Linked DNA regions of Mus musculus: region 1 is linked to region 2. Evidence: chromatin loops called from intact Hi-C (ENCODE). Cell type or tissue: gastrocnemius. All regions are shown on one strand. Links, peaks and the distances in the headings refer to the core of each region. The heading gives the core; the rest is flanking DNA. Region 1 holds the start of Zfp112 (zinc finger protein 112). Region 2 holds the start of Zfp94 (zinc finger protein 94).

What was found. Peaks named below come from ENCODE experiments on the same cell type or tissue, not always from the same donor. Only the 100,000 strongest peaks of a DNase experiment are listed, where the experiment ranks them.
Region 1: a loop joins it to region 2, with 3.0 times the contacts of the local background. A loop is called at or near these places in 3 of 42 quality-filtered maps.

Annotation. Positions count from the first base shown.
Region 1 is chr7:24,108,897-24,117,231 of GRCm38, reverse strand. It overlaps Zfp112 (zinc finger protein 112), which reads right to left and starts at 4,912. Exons shown (of 5, transcript NM_021307.2): 1 at 4,796-4,912. In gastrocnemius, for the core only: no CTCF peak of the experiment used is centred there; DNase peaks (open chromatin) are centred at 4,001, 4,583 and 4,888; H3K4me3 peaks cover 1,908 bases; H3K27ac peaks cover 1,867 bases.
Region 2 is chr7:24,312,217-24,320,551 of GRCm38, reverse strand. It overlaps Zfp94 (zinc finger protein 94), which reads left to right and starts at 3,886. Exons shown (of 6, transcript NM_001199321.1): 1 at 3,886-4,033; 2 at 6,141-6,202; 3 at 8,057-8,170. It also overlaps the pseudogene Gm44513. In gastrocnemius, for the core only: no CTCF peak of the experiment used is centred there; DNase peaks (open chromatin) are centred at 3,832 and 4,648; H3K4me3 peaks cover 1,547 bases; H3K27ac peaks cover 1,284 bases.

The DNA of each region.
Region 1 (8,335 bases), core at 121-8,120, 200 kb after region 2:
CAGCTCAGTGGTTAGGAGGTCTTGCTGCCCAAGAATAAGTAACCAAACCTAATCCTTAGCATCCCTGTGAAAAGACATCCCTGACTGTATGCCTCTGGGAGGTGCAGGCAGGACTGCTGGGGCTTGCTGGACACTACTAGCCTTGCTCCAAGTTCAGTGAGAGACTGTCTCAAGAGAATTAAGCAGTGATAGAGCAGGACATCTGATGTTCTCCTCTTGCTCCTGTCGCTGCACTTACATGGGTTTTTGTCCCCAAAATACATATGCATGCATTACACAAATATGCACACAAAAATACCGAGTCTGATTTGGAAGAAGGAACCAGGGCATGTGCACAAAGTGTTAGAGATAGTGTATAATAAACATCAAACGTGTTAGCAACTGATAAAAACCACGCTTGTCACCACTCAAGTTAACAGTGCACACACCAGCCTTTGTCTCTTAACAGTGTATGTATTTAGGTTAGTCATTACAAATCCATACACATCACCTTTTCTACTTTCTAAAAAGGCTACATTCTCTAGCATCCCACCAAGACTGCCCAGGGACAGGGACAAGAGGGGGGCTTCAGTCACACCCATTTTCAAAGAGGTTGAATATATTTGAGTTGAAGGGCACACCCATGACAAACAGGTGATGCTAATTTTTCTCTGCCCATCCCTGCACCAGGCAAGAGGCATGATGGGAACTCTGTACAGTTCCTGTGCCCTAAGATGTGCAGCTTGAATGGGAGACAGGTCTGAGATCAGCATCAGAGACACCAGCAAATTTGGCCCAGCACAAACAATGAACCTGAAGAAGATGTAAAGTTGGTAGTTTCTTGGTAGGTTCTAGAAGTGTGAATGGGATCTAGTGGTTAACAGCATTGTTACGGCCATGGTATCCGCACTGTTTTCAGTGCACTCGTGCGCTGTTCACTGAGAACAGTGCTGAGATCCCTCTGGCCTGTCCGTTGTCCTTCATGTGATGTTCTGTGATTATGCTTTTGGGATTGTCATGTCTAACAGGGCAAACTGTGCAATGGCAGCCACAGGTGACAACAGTCTTGGAGTCTCCTGTGCCTTATACTAACAAAACCACTCTGTGTTCCGCCTTTGTGTTGGTTCTTCTCTTTGTCTATAACGAAATACGGGGATACAAATGACTTATGAGCAGAGAAGCTGTATTTGAGCTCTGTCATGGAGAACTGTCAGGAAGACATAGTGGAGCACATGTGTGCAGATAGATGCCTCATGTTAAGAGTGAACGGGTTTCAGAGTGTGCAATACAGACACACACACATGCACATATATAATACAATATACAATATATACTGATATATTGGTTGGTTGGTTTTTATTTTGTTTAGTTTTGAGACAAAGTCTCACTATGGCTGGCCTAGAACTCACCATGTAGACCAAGCTGGTTTGTAATTCAGAGATCTGCCTGCCTATTCCAAGTACTGGAAATAAAAGGTGTATGCCACCACGACTAGTGCCAACCTGTAATCTTTTTAACCTATGTATTTGATTTATTAGTGTGATAGATGGCTTTAATTATCAACTAGAATCACCTGGAAACATAATCTCAACAATGAATCATCTGTCTTAGTACATGGGCATTATCTATGTGGAATTGTCTTAACTACTTGATATGGGAAGACCCAGGCCACTGTAAGAGGCACCGCTCCCTAGGCAAGGGGTTCTGAACTGGACAAATGTAGAGAAACTAAGCTGAACACAAGCAAGCAAGCAAGCAAGCATGCATGCATGCAGGCATACATTTCTCTCTGCTCTTGATTCTGTGTGTGATGGATCAGCTGCTTCAAGTTCCTGACTTCCCCACAATGATGGACTATAACCTGGAACTCTAAGTTGAAATACATCTTTTTCTCTTTTAGGCTGCTGTTTATCAGAGTATTATCCTAACAGTTGCATCCAGTAACTGCTGATGTGGATGGGGTCCAGGCCACCACTGTATTCCTGTTCCATTTGTCCTCCCTGACTTTATTTCTCTCATTTCTTGACTGCTTCACTAAGGGAATCTATTATTTATTTATTTTTACTATTTCCTTCATTTTATCTCTCTCTCTCTTTTTTTAAAGATTTATTTATTATATGTAAGTACACTGTAGCTGTCTTCAGACACTCCAGAAGAGGGTGTCAGATTTCATTATGGATGGCTGTGAGCCACCATGTGGTTGCCGGGAATTGAACTCAGGACCTTCGGAAGAGCAGTCAGTGCTCCTTAACCTCTGAGCCGTCTGTCCAGCCCTCATTTTATCTCTTAACTTCTTACTCTAGCTCCAGAATTTCTGTTTCTGCTTAGCTGTTGATCTTGCATTGCAACAAACATGTCTTACTTTTCACAGTGTTTTAGTTTGTTAAAACTGAAAGAAGTTTTTTGTTCTGTTTTTTTTCAAGACAGGGTTTCTCTGTGTAGCCCTGGCTGTCCTGAAACTTTCCCTGTAGACCAGGCTGGCCTTGAAGTCAGAGATCCACCTGCCTCTGCCTCCTGAGTGCTGGGATTAAAGGTGTGTGCTACTACCACTCAGCTAAAGTTAAATTGTATTTACTTACTACCTGGCCACATACACACTTACACACATACATACAGCATGTGTATGGGAGGTGGTTCCCTCCTTTCACCACGTGGGTCTTGGGGATTGAACTCGGGGCAGCAGGCTTGGCAGCAGGCTCCTTTACCTGGAGCCGTTTCTAGGGCCCCCGGCATGTTTACTATCACCATTTTAATACTGCTTGTGAAATCCAGAAGTCTTTTTTTTTGGGGGTGGTGGTGGTGGTGTATGTGCTCTGCTATAGATAATAAAATCTCTACCTAAGAAAGATATACATTTTATGCTTTTTCTTTCACACAGGACTGGGGATTGAACCTAGGGCCAGGCACATGTTTGGGTTTTGTTGTTGTTGTTTGTTTTGTTTGTTTGTTTGTTTTGTTTTAATATACAGGTTGAGGACTTCAACAGTGCACTATATATATTAATTTTTATTTACTTTTAAGTATCTGCCTGCTTGTCTAGCTCCCTGGGAACTGGAGTTACAGGTAGCTACGAGTCACCTGTGGGTTCTGGGACTCGAACCTGGGGCCTCTGCAAGCAGAAACAATGCTGATTGTTAATCACCTCTCCATTCCCAATTCCACTGTTTTTTTTTTTTTTTTAAATCTATTTATTTGTGGGTGTGTGTATCTACAACAATTCTCTTCTTCCACCATATGAGTCCTAAGGATCAAATTCAGGACGTCAGGCTTGGTGGCAAGTGCCTTTGCAGGCTGAGCCATTTCAGTATGGCTAGTGCAAATACGATTGTAAAAAATGATTCTGTAGTGTTATCTGCAAATATGATTGTAGAAGTAACTGTAGCGTATACGATTAAGAAAATAAGTAGACTATAAAGAAATATAATTACCTAGGAACACAGGATATAATGATAATAATTTTATATTTTTTGGTACAATCAGTAAATTTTTAACCTATGTTCTAAAAAACAAATTTTATTTTTTTCCTTAAATAGAAGTGATAAAAATAATGATGACTCCACATCCAATAAAGCTCTTTTAAGAGTTATATTTATTAATTTGGATAGAACCCGTACAGCATTTAGTTTTAAATGTTTATATTTCATACTTATTCTTTATGTCCAAGCATTTCTCTATCCCGTCCAGAATTAATTAAAAAATATTAGGGTAACTTCATAAGTGGATCTGCTAATGAGTAAAGAGAGCCTCACTCCTCAGAACAGACAGATTGACAGAAGGATGCTAAGGTCTACCCCTGTGTATTAGTTACTTTTTGTTGCTGTGATCAAACACCATGAATAAGGTGTGGAAGAAAGCGTTTATTTTGGCTTTCAGTTCCATAATAGTAGGGACAGCATGGCAGGTGGCAGACTTGTCAACAGGAGCAAGAAGCTGAGAGCTCCCTTCTGAAACTCAAGCATAGCGAGCAAACACCTTGGAGGCTGACCCCGCCCCATGACGTATTTCTCCAGCAAGGCCACACCAGCCAAACCTCCAGAAACAGCACCCCGCCCTCTAAACTGTGGACCTGGCATCCAAAGGTTGGACCCTACGGGGTCATTTCTCATTCAAACGACTGCACCACTACCACGTTCTCTGATGCCTCTTTCCCCTGCAGCACTTTTTATATAAAGGATTAAGAAGACAACTTGCTCGGAGAAACCGGACTTCAGCTAACACCTCTCCCGGCCCCCGTAAGGCACAGTGGACACTGCACACAAAGCTGGGAACGATTGTCTCAACAAAAACAAAACAAGTCATTAAGGACTTTGATAATGGGGACAGGCTGGGTCCAGAGACCCTACAGCAGGAGCTCTGAGACCATCCGTGGGTCACTAAAGCGTCCAGCTTCTCTGAAATTGGAAAGCACCGATAGTAAATGTCCCATTTCCTACCGCGCGTCAGCAGTTTTGAGCCTTGCAGGAAACTCTAGATCACTCTTGGATAGGTACCAAGGCGTGGTGGAAAGCATGGAGGCAGAGATGGAGAGTCTGAACTCCACTGCTGGGAGATGGCATCGTGACCAGAGCTAGGGAGGCGGCTGGGGGTGCCCATCGCCCAGGAGACCCTCCATCCAGGTGACTGACAGCCCCGGGCCAGGCCTGAGTCAGTGTGTGCAATCGCAGCACACTCGGGCATGCTCTTCCAAAGTAAGTTCACGTTCTACCTTTCCGAGGCAGACTTCCTTACCCAGGATACAAGCCTGGTGGCTATCACCCAGGGCAACCTGAAAAGGATCGCTCACACTCGGGAGGGGTCAGTAAAGGGGAGGGCTCACCTTTCTGAAAGGAACGGAACAAGGCCTCACACACCTGGGGCGGAAGTGACTCTTCCCGCATAGGCAGCCAGGACTACACTTCCCAGAATTCCCGAAGGTTGCGGGGAGAACAGTCTCCTGCAGTCTCCTGCAGAGGATCTTGCACACTGAGGATTCCCAAACTACATTTCCCAACCGGAAGGATGGCCTCTCAGCCCCCCCCCCCCACCTGCAGCGGAAGTTATCTTATCATCCCGGGGATGGGAGGGTCATGAACTACATTTCCCAGAATTTTCAGAGTCCTTGCCTTCCCCGAGCGGAAGTGCCATGGAGTAAGGAAACCGGACTTCAGACTTTTGAAAGTCCTTGGCATACCCTAAGCCAAAAATCTTCGAACCACGATGCTTTCCCTGCTTTCTGTGGAAGATTGGGATAAACAGCGCTTTCCCCAGAGCACGTCAGGGACTGCTTGGGTCTACAGTTCACGGGATCTGCAGGGCCTGCCTTAACCCCAGCGGACCTCCCTTCCAGATCATTTGCATAGTCCTGAGTTTAGGGATTCCCCTTATTATTATTATTATTATTTTTTATATTTTTTATTAGGCATTTTCCTCATTTACATTTCCAATGCTATCCCAAAAGTCCCCCTCCCCCCACTCCCCTACTCACCCACTCCCCCTTTTTGGCCCTGGAGTTCCCCTGTACTGGGGCATATAAAGTTTGCATGTCCAATGGGCCTCTCTTTCCAGTGATGGCCGACTAGGCCATCTTTTGATACATATGCAGCTAGAGTCAAGAGCTCCGGGGTACTGGGTAGTTCATAATGTTGTTCCACCTATAGGGTTGCAGATCCCTTTAGCTCCTTGGCTACTTTCTCTAGCTCCTCCATTGGGAGCCCTGTGATCCATCCAATAGCTGATTGTGAGCATCCACTTCTGTGTTTGCTAGGCCCCGGCATAGTCTCACAAGAGACAGCTATATTAGGGTCCTTTCAGCAAAATCTTGCTAGTTTATGCAATGGTGTCAGGGTTTGGAGGCTGATTATGGGATGGGATTCCCCTTATTTAATTCTGCTGATTATCACTATTCACCTTCAGCTCTCCAACCTCCACTGTCTTTATAAAAATCTTGGAAAAGAAAAGCTTTTCAAACGTGACACTAGGACAAACTCAACGTAACTAATCCCCACCCAGTTCAAGAAGCAATTCTATAAAAAGCATGGAAGCAGGAATGCAGAAAAAGGTAAATCAAGTACAAAGGAACTGAATTAATAATTTTAAATATTTAATGTATGTGTGCGTGTGTGCACATGTGTGCTTGGGCACATGTATATGCACCATTGCGTGTAGTGCCCAAGAAAACTAGAAGAGGACGTCTGTTTCCCACCTCCCTCCCCCATAACTTGACTTTACAAACCCGTTAGCCAACTGACGTGGGTGCCGGGTCCTCTACAAAAGTGGTGCGTGCTTTTAACAGCAGAGTGAGCCCATCAACAACCTAAGTTTGGATTTTCAAAAAGGATTTATGTGTATGAATTTGCATGTATGTGGAAGACAGAGGGCAGCTTGCAAAAGTCAGTTCTTTCTCTCCCACCATGTGGGTCATGGGGATCAAAATCAGATGGTCAGGACTGAAAGCAAACATCCTTAGCTGCTGAGCCATCTCACCAGTTCAAAATAAAGCTATTTAGCAAATGATAGAAATTACTCAACCATTTGCTTAATCAGTAATCTATTTTATAGTATAACTCTTGGGACCCATCAACTATTACCTAGTAACTGTGGCAAGACATATGGGTTATTTATACATTTAACAAGGCTAAATAGCCAAAACCAGATGCACATGGGCATATACCCACAGTCACTTAGATCCTCCAAAGTCTTTAAACTTTCATCAATTCCACTGCCAAACAACCATTTTCAGCATTTACTAAACAATTTCCTTTGCTCAACCAAACCTTGACGTATTCAGAGGTCTAACTTGTAGCCATTTCCACTTCATATTAATTTATACCAGCATGGTTCCTTCAAGATTTCAAGTGACCACTGAAATTCATACACTTAAGCAGATGTTGGGGGGCACACACACTTTTTTTTTTTTTTTTTCTCGAGACAGGGTTTCTCTGTATAGCCTTGGCTGTCCTGGAACTCACTCTGTAGATCAGGCTGGCCTCGAACTCAGAAATCTGCCTGCTTCTGCTTCCCAAGTGCTGGGATTAAAGGTGTGTGCCACCACCACCCGGCGGGGTACACACTTTTAAGCCCAGCACTTGGAAGGCTGAGTCAGGCAGACCTCTGTGAGTTCAAATCCAACCTGATCTACATGGTGAGTTCCAAACCACCCATGGCTACAGGGAGATTCTGAATCAAAGAATGACCAAAACCCAGACAAACCAACCCAACATAAGTTCTTCTTTCTAACGCTGGTTTTGTATCTATAAATTAGTGGGGTGGGCAGCAAAGTCTATTTTATCCCAGACTTTCAAGCCTTCAACAAAGTCAAAGTGTGGAGAACCTTTGCTGTTTTCTTATCTGAATTCAGAATGATCCTGCTTCTGGACACAGCCCAGTTCAGAATGTCCCTCACTGCCAGGTATACTAAATTCTGTCAGAGGGCTCTTTAAGGCAGTGGTTCTCAACTTTTCTAATACAACCCCTCATGTTCTTTTTCTGGTGACCTCCCAACTGTTGAGGTTTGGTCTGTTGCTATGAATTGTAATACTAAATTCTGTACCTGAAGGTCTGGTTGCTTATGAGTGAGTCCTCACGTTTACCAGCTTTTGTTGTGCAAGCCTTGTTCCCTAATTTAAAACTATTGGTTAAATAGAAATGGCACAGCCAACTACTGGAGGGATGAGAGGTAGGTGGATTCTCAGTTACCTGGTTGGAGGTTGCAAAGGAGAGATAAAGAGTGGACACGGGTGGGATGGGGAGGAGGGGTGAGAAGGAAAGGAGATGGATCATGAGCACATGGTCAGGAGAAACAGCAAGTATTTGTGGTATACTACTGGGGACATAGCCAGGCCAGCAGTTAGAAAAATAGATTGGGGTAAACCATTTTCATTGCTACTTTATAACTTCACTATTATGAGTCATAAATGTGTTTTCCAATAGTCAGAGGTAACTCCCCTCCCCTGATGGAGGTCACGACTCACAGGTTGAGAACCACTTCTCTAGAGTCATCTCGTACCTTTAGCAGGTAGTACTCTCAGCTTCTTTCCCCTACTTCGGGGAATTCACGTCTAAGTTACAGGGCATGGTTTTCACTAGGTAGACTATGTCTTGCAGAAACCATGTTCATACAAATGAATGTAAAGCCAGACAAATTACAGATCAGAACTCTGATTTCAAGGTTTTGAAATTGTTTCAAAGGAATCTTCCCTGGCCCTTCATCTCAATTTTCAGTCTCCTTTAAAGAATGATCGTTCTAGCAGGGTGGTAACAAGCCTTTAATCCCAACACTCAGAAGGCAGAAGGCAGATCTTGCATCCTGGTCTACTTAGGCACACTTGCTTTTGCAGAGGACCTGGACTCAATTCCTAGCCCTCACAAGGGGTGGATC
Region 2 (8,335 bases), core at 92-8,091:
TAATTTTAAAAATAAACATTTATTTCTGTGTGTGATGAACATACATACTGCAGTGTCACTCACTTGTGATGCTTTGTAGAAGAACTCAAAACTGCTCTCATTAATGTAAGTATGGGAGCTTGCAGCGCTGAGCTTGGCTTCTGGGTTTGTCAGTGAGATGACAGGATACTCAGTGTTAAAGGAAGGGAGCCATTCATTCTCTGGTTCAGTGAAGCCTTAGGGTGTGGTCTTAACTGTATAGCTCCAACATCAGCCAACAGAGCATTCACACGCCCTACCTCTCTCTCTCTGAATTCTCTTTGTGCTTCTAGGAGACAAGAATCCTGAGGAGATGGAGTCTCTTGAGGAAGTGGGATTGAGGCACCTGTCACATGAGGCGCTTTTCTGCTCACAAATCTGGCAGCAGGTTAGCAGGGAGTGAACCAAGGCTCAAGCCTGCATGGTAAACACTGGAGAAACGGGCTTTCTGCTGAAACTAGATGATGTGCATTGTGAAGATGAGGAAGTCAGTAAACATTCCAGTCAAAATTCAGTTCTTCAAGTTCACCACAAATTTTCTACCCTGGAAAATTAAGAGTCCTTACCTCATAGGCGGTAATTTGGACCTACCTTTTTCCTTATATACCTGAGTATATAATATATACTTCTGTGTTTCTCAAAGAAACCAAAATTCTCTCTACACATCACAGCCACACAATCCAACCACTTTAGCCCTCCTGCTGGGCTTCTTCAAAACCACAGGTACATTGATAATTTATACTCTCCTCCTCCCTGCCCCTCCACTTTTTCTCCCCACTTCCTTCTAGATCTTCCACATCAATCTAGATCAATCCACAGGAGGGACAAGTTTTGTTTTGCTTGTTTTTTTAAAAAATTTTATTATTTAGAGATTTATTTTTTTTATTTATATGAGTACACTCCAGCTGTCTTCAGACACACACTCGAAGAGTGCATCGGATCCCATTACAGATGGTTGTGAGCCACCATGTGGTTGCTGGGAATTGAATTCAGGACCTCTGGCAGAGCAGTCAGTGCTCTTAACCGCTGAACCATCTCTCCAGCTCTGTTTGGTTTTCTGTTAAAATGTCCTTGGAAGTATTCTAGAAGCTTACAAGGCATATGAATTAGGTGTCTATGTACATTTCCCAACCCTACAGAAAATATCTGAATAATTTTGCGTGCAGAACCTGTGTTGTGGACAGGACTTCGGTGTGCCATCATGCACAAAAGTCAATCAGGCTTGTCCATCTACAGTGTCTAAAGTTAGACTTGCCTACAGAACATAGTCTAAACAAGCTGGTTAGCTGTGTTTAATCACTGCGATTAGATCTCCTAAGAGGAGGGAGGGGGGAAAGGAGGAAGGAGCCAACAGAACAGATAAAATTACCTCCCCGCCTCAAATAAAGTAAAAACATGCATAGCCCTGGCAGCGAACCTACTTCCTTTCTTCTCAGTGCCTTGCACTTAAACTACGATGGGGAAACGAGTCCAAGCAGAGTCACTGCTCTCAGCATCTCACAGGAACCCGGATGCTACTTCCAGCCTCTCTGCTCATGCTTTGCAGCAGTGCACCAGGACAAGACAGATTTGCTAAAGTGCATGTAATCACCAAAGATGAAGGCTCCTGGGCTTTTAATCTGTAATGTTTCTAAGACTGTGTCAATGTAAACAACAAAAGGAAGAAGTTTTGCAGAACAAAAGTGATGTACACTTGATGGTCTGATCAAGTTAAATATTATTCATAGCATATAACCTAGTCCTTGCTCTCGCTGTTTCTATGGCTTGGGCTTTGTGGCTCCTTCCAAGGCTCGGCTATGTCATTTGCTAAGGGATCACCTGGATTAGTAGTCCTTAAGAAAGCCTGGATTGACTGCAGAACTGCACATCTGTAGTGCCAGGGCCCGCTTATCTTTCAAAATATCCAAACATAGTCTCCCCGACTCCAACTAGGAGGATGAAGATTGGCGCTTTAGGTGCTGCTGTTGGGTACGTGTCTGGAAGGGATAGTTATGCCTAAAAGTCACTCCCTCAAAATTGCAATCCTGGGGCTCCCCTGAAGTGGCCACATGAAAATAACAGGTGCTGCTCTTATTGGGTTCTGCTTTAAAGCCAGGAACTGGTCCTGCCAGAAAACTCTGAGTTTCCCTGATGAGCCTGTGGGGGCACCCCGGCTGTCTTTTGCTACTACTCTGTGGGTTCTTTCTTCCAGCCTTCTCCACCCTTGCAACCCTGTAACACTAGATAAGAGAGGAAAAAGGAGAGGAAAGTGATCCCTAAATAAGGTGGGGGGGGTCAGAAAGGGGGTGATGTTATTGATAGACTACTTCCTGCTGATTAAGGGCATCACATTTCTTGGGGGCAACTTTGATCTCTGCCATTCGTCTTGCTGTTTCTTCTTTGCACAGGACCACTTAACAAACTTTGACCAACAGCAGTCAAAGACCAACAGCTAACAAACTGCCAACAACCCCACTGAACAGCCACCAAAAGCCAACCTACACCCACCCCTCTCTGAAAAGTCCCCCGAATTCTAAACATCACACACGCACAGAAACCACCTGCAGCTGGCAAAATCACGCCTCTGCTAGAGCAGGAGGCAAATCCCAGCTGCTGTGGACCGTCTGAAGCAGCCTCATATTCCTCACCTGGGGCTAAAATCAAAACATTCCTATAGTATTTCTGTTTTTCAAAGAAACCAAAACTCCAAAATTGTCACAACAATCATATCATGTAAAAACTAGTCTTTTTCCTTGCTACTATGTATACCTGTTACAGCATCTCCGCTGTGCCACACACATACGCCGAGATTTTGTTTGGATGAAAAAAACTTTTGCTAGTGGTCCTTTGGGATAATTAAAAACAAACAAACAAACAAACAAACAAACAGACAGACAGACAGACAGACAGACAGACAGGGCTGAGAGATGGTTCAGCAGTTAAGAGCACTGACTGCCAGAGGTCCTGAGTTCAATTCCCAGCAACCACATGGTGGCTCACAACCATCTGTAATGGGATCGGATGCCCTCTTCTAGTGTGTGTCTGAAGCTAGCTTTTTTTTTAATTGTACTTTATTTGTACTCACATAAATAAAAAAAGAAATAAATCTCTGAAAAATAAACAAAACAAAACAAAACAAACAAACAAACAAACAAAAAAAACCAAGCAAACCAAAACTTGTTTCTCCTGTGGATTGATCTAGATTGATGTGGAAGATAGAAGGAAGTGGGGAGAAAACTGGAGGGGCAGGGAGGAGAGTATGAATTATCAATGTACCTGTGGTTACATTGAAGAAGCAGCCTAGCAGGAGGTTAAGTGGATTGTGTGGCTGTGATGTGTAGAGAGAATTTTGGTTTCTTTGAGAAACACAGAAGTATATATTATATACTCAGGTATATAAGGACAACGGTAGGGCCAAATTACCGCCTATGAGGTAAGGACTCTTAATTTTCCAGGGTGAAAAATTTTCCACGTGGGACGTGTCAAGTTCAGAGGCAGCATGGTGTCATGGCACACACGTTAGCCCAGCATTTGAGAGTGTGCAAGACTGAGGCAGGAGGACCATCGTAAATTCAGTATGGATTGTACAGTGCGCACCAGTGTCTCGCAGATTAAATAAAAAGTTCCGCAGAGGGCTAGGGAAGTACCTGCGTGGCGCACACACACACACTCCAGAGAGGCTATATACTAGGAGAAACGAGTGTAAGATCCGCCTCTCCGCATTCACTACCGGAAATGTAGTTCAACTGTTCCACAAACACGCAGGCACCCGGGAGAGCTGACGCGGAGATTTCTGGGAAGTGTCGTCCAGGGTCTCTGCGCATTGCGCGTGCGTCTGTGAAGGCCGGCGGACGCCGAGCATTCTGGGAAGCGTAGTTCAAATTCTCGGAGCATTGCGCGTGCTTCTGTTGTGCGGGCTGATGCGAAGCATTCTGGGAAGTGTTTCCCAGGTGGTTTCTGTTAGCATCCGCTCCCCTTGTCCTCCCTTGAGTCTCCTCTCTCCCACACCTTCCTCGACTGATGCCTGGATCTGGAGGTTTGCAGGGTTGGCGGCGGGCGGCCGTAGGGGAGTCGGCTCCAGGCTGGCGAAAGGGAAGCGCAGGGCGCCCAATGAGCCTCCCTCCATCCCACAGATATCATCGCACTGATAGGGTCTCAGCGCGTGGCTCAGTCAGCCTCCTGCCTCAGCATCCGGTGTGTTGCGATGACAGGTGTGAGCCCTCACACCTTCCTTCACTGCTGTCTGGAATTGGGGTGCGAGGGCCATGTTGATAGTGTTGTTTGAGGCATTGATGTAGCTAGTGTCACCCTGCCCTGAAGGTTCTAGGACTCACACCTACACTGCAGAGAATCGGGATGGGTGGAGATTTGTCGAGAGCCTGTCATGTAGAAGGATAAACGGACACGTCTATGGCTTTCCACGATGTCAGATTTTGCTGAACGACAAGAAAGTCATAAGCTGTGTCAGTTTCGTTGGCTGCAATTTGCCAAGGAATCTCGATTTCTCCTGGTGGTTGGCCATTAATCACAGGTTCTTTTATTCCAAGCTTAACATAGCTAATGATAAATTTCAGACCACGAGTCACCTGGCACACAGTTATACACACTCGTGAGTTTATTATCACAGGATGGATCATTGGAACTGGACTTGGCTCCTGGCATGTGACCAGGCTACTGAGCAGTGTGCCTGCCACATACCGGTCCCTTGGTGAAGAAGTAACGTGATATGGTTGGTGCGCTTATGTTTTATGTTACCAGGCTGGCTTTGAACTCACAGAGATCTACCTGAGTGCTGGGACTAAAGGCTAGTCGATATCTTTTAATAGCACAATTGAGTCGCCTGGCTATGACTGTGTAAACAAGACATGGATTTCTTCTTGGCACTTTTATCCAAGATAGAGTAACTCAGATCAAGACTGTTGCCGCATAAAATTCAAAACTAGTCATAGCCTGAAAGCTGATGGTCCAAACAACACAGCTCCCTGCTCAGCATGCTCCCAAGATGGTTTGATCAGCCGGGCAGTGGTGGCACACACCTGTAATCCCAGCACTTGGGAGGCAGAGGCAGATGGATTTCTGAGTTCGAGGCCAGCCTGGTCTACAGAGTGAGTTCCAGGACAGCCAGGGCTGCACAGAGAAACCCTGTCTTGAAAAACAAAACAAAACAAAAAGCCAAAAAAACCCAAAAAACAAAAAAGGAAAAAAAAGATGGTTTGATCAAGTGTAGCCCCTTACCTCTAACCCTACCCCCATTACAGATTCAGGGGAGGAAGGAGGAAGTGGTGGTCTGTTGACCAAGCATATCTAGGTGCATCAAGCCAAGTGTATTTCCTCCTGTTAAGGCGTAGCCTTTTAAAATACAAGTCTGTTTTATTCTCGCTTTTTCTTTCTAAGACTTTTTGTATGGGTCATATATGTGTACCATTACATGCATGTGTTGATACATATATGCTTCTGAATGCTTTGTACATGAGTGCTGGGATTCAAATTCAGGTTCTCCTGCTTTTCTTTAATAATTTGTTTTCACAATGACAATTTGTGTGTGTGTACACGCGTGCATACTCACATGCAACACTGAGCATGTGCAGGATGGAGGAGACCTCTCAGGAAGAGTCAGTCCTAGAGACTGAACTCAGGCCATCACTTGGTGACAAGTACCTCTCCCTGGAGATCTATTATCACGTGGGCTCTTTACCTTTTGTTTTTATTTCCCCCTGAGATAGTTTTTCCGTGTAACCCTGGCTGTCCTAAAATTTGCTGTTAATCAGGCTGGCTTCAAACCCACAGAGATCCTCCAGCCTCTGCCTCCTGAATTCTGGGTTAAAGGCCTGGGCCTCCACACTTGGCCCTCTCATTAGCTTTTGGGTCTTCTCTGTTAGAGCAGACACGAAAGCTTTGGACCATTCTTTTCAGGAGATCATAATCTCTTCTTGTGAGTACTAATATCTTTCCAGCTGTCCAGCCTCTCACTGGGGGCAGCAGGAGGTCCCTCCGGACCTTCTTTCTGTCCCCACCAATAATGGTTAGCCCTGGACACCTTTTAGGAAGGAGAAGATTGTCTCCAGCTTGGTGGGCAGGAGGGGACAGTTCAACTGCTTTGTCAGGAATGGCCTTCCTATTTCATGGCTTCTCTCCTTCCACAGCCTGATCTCTCAACAAGGACTGAGTGGAAGGTGAGGTCCTGACTCCTTCAGCAAGGCTCCTGGTGAGTGTGGCCTGGCATTGTTGTTGTTGTTGTTGTTTTGAGGTGGAGTCTCCCCATGTAGCCCTGGCTGTCCTGGAATTCCCTCTGTGGACCAGGCTGGCTTCAAACTCAGGGAGTCACTCTTCTCTCCTTCATGTCAGTCCCGATGATGGGATTAAAGATGTATGTCACCACGTCTAGCATGTTTTTCTTATTTTAATGATGAAGTCTTGGTGTCAGGGTCATGAGGGACAATCAAAGAAAGAGGGTCACTCCAGGACGAGATAAGGCCTCGCCGGTGGCAGCAGGGAGGTCCAGCCCCTGACGACTGAACGTCAGACAGCCACGCAGAGGCGTATTTATTTATTGACTGTCACACACAGTTACTTTTAGAGTAAAATAAGTTCCTCACACCAATTGCTGGATCTGCTCTCCGTGTTTCCTGAAGGGGCTCCTCACCCCGGCGGTCTCAGTCCTTACTGTGCACTGTTTGCAAAACTCAGTAATGCAAGATGCTCCCGGGTTGCCAGGACTGTCCTGTGACCAAAGTCGTACAAAAGCTGTAAAGTTCCTTCAGAAAAACAACTCAGTTTTGTTTGTTTGTTTTGTTCTGTTTGTTTGTTTTTGAGACAGGGTTTCTCTGTGTAGCCCTGGCTGTCCTGGAACTCATTCTGTAGACCAGGCTAACCTCTAACTCTGAGATCCATCTGCCTCTGCCTCCCAAGTGCTGGGATTAAAGGCGTGTGCTACCACTGCCCGGCGAAAAACAACTCTTATAGGTAACAAAAAGCAATCACTTTTTCCTTCAGTGATTTCTTCAAGGTCTAAGACCTTTTTAAAAACAACTGTTTTTTTTTTCCCCCTCTACAATGAAGAGCTTGAGTCAGGGTAGATAAGTCAATGTTTAAAGGTTGGGTTGGAACTTGTACAGCCCAGATCCATATAACTCTTGGATATATTCTCACTAAGGCACAGAACCGCCTGGAATTGTAATCAGAGTTTTAGAGCCAGAGTCCTTAGGGAACCCTAGTAGCTTTGGCTCGGTCACCTATCCTAATCCGACCAGAGACAAGACATGGCTAAGAGAAAGGTGATGGAACTACAGTGGCTGCATTGGGACTTACAAAGGAAGGGGTCCAGTGAGCTCCCGCTCCGACTCTGTGGTACTGACCAGAACTTTAGGTTTAAATAGGGGAGCGGGCCTGCAGGATGCGGGAGATGTAGGGTCCTTGCTGCTGGGCTTGATGGCCTGTGTTCCACCCCCAGAATGGACGTGGTGAGAGGAGCCAGCTCCTGCTGCAGGAGACCTCCCCCCCCCCCCATGTCCTGCGTGCACATTCTAAATAGACATAATGAATAGGAGAAGCATTGGAGCAAATGTGTGCATAACACAGCAACCTTGCTGGGTCTCCCTGTCCTTTTTTTGACCCAGATCCATAAAAGTGGCTTGATACATAGTTAATTGCTGGCATTGCCTAGGGGGACGCCTGATTAGTTAGAGGGTGGCCCTTCTCTTATCAGAGCTAACTTCCTATCTTAGGGGGGTGATGGTCTGTCCGTCTGTAGTCAAGGTGATGGCTGGTTTGGGACAGTGACTTGTCTTGATGCCTTCAGATAAGAGTGCTGGGCCCTGGTACCCAGTGTAGGTTTCCTCAGAGTGCTGGGCCCTGGTACCCAGTGTAGGTTTCCTCAGAGTGCTGGGGCCCGGTACCCAGTGTAGGTTTCCTCAGAGTGCTGGGGCCCGGTACCCAGTGTAGGTTTCCTCCAAGTGTTTCCTTTAACTCTGACCTTTCTCCGCTCCTATATCTGCCTCTCACCCCTTTCACCAGTGCCCGCTTCTCTCTGTGACTCCTGTCCATCTCTTTTTGTCTTTAGAAGCAGCAGAGAGACAAGGCTTGGGATGTTGGCTCTGGGGTGAGGCTGGGTTCAGGAACCCCACCTGCCTCTGCTTTCACCTGCGCGTGGGTGCAACAGCTGCCATCTTTGTTGGTAAGAATGCCCTAAAACACCAGGTACCTCACCGAGGGAGTTGCCTGCGCATGCTCATTTGCTTCCCATCATAATCTTGGGACCGACGTTCTATCTCTGTCCTTTTTATAGCCAAGGATGCTCACAGCAGCTTAGGTGTTGGGACCGAGGCCACACAGTAGCTTC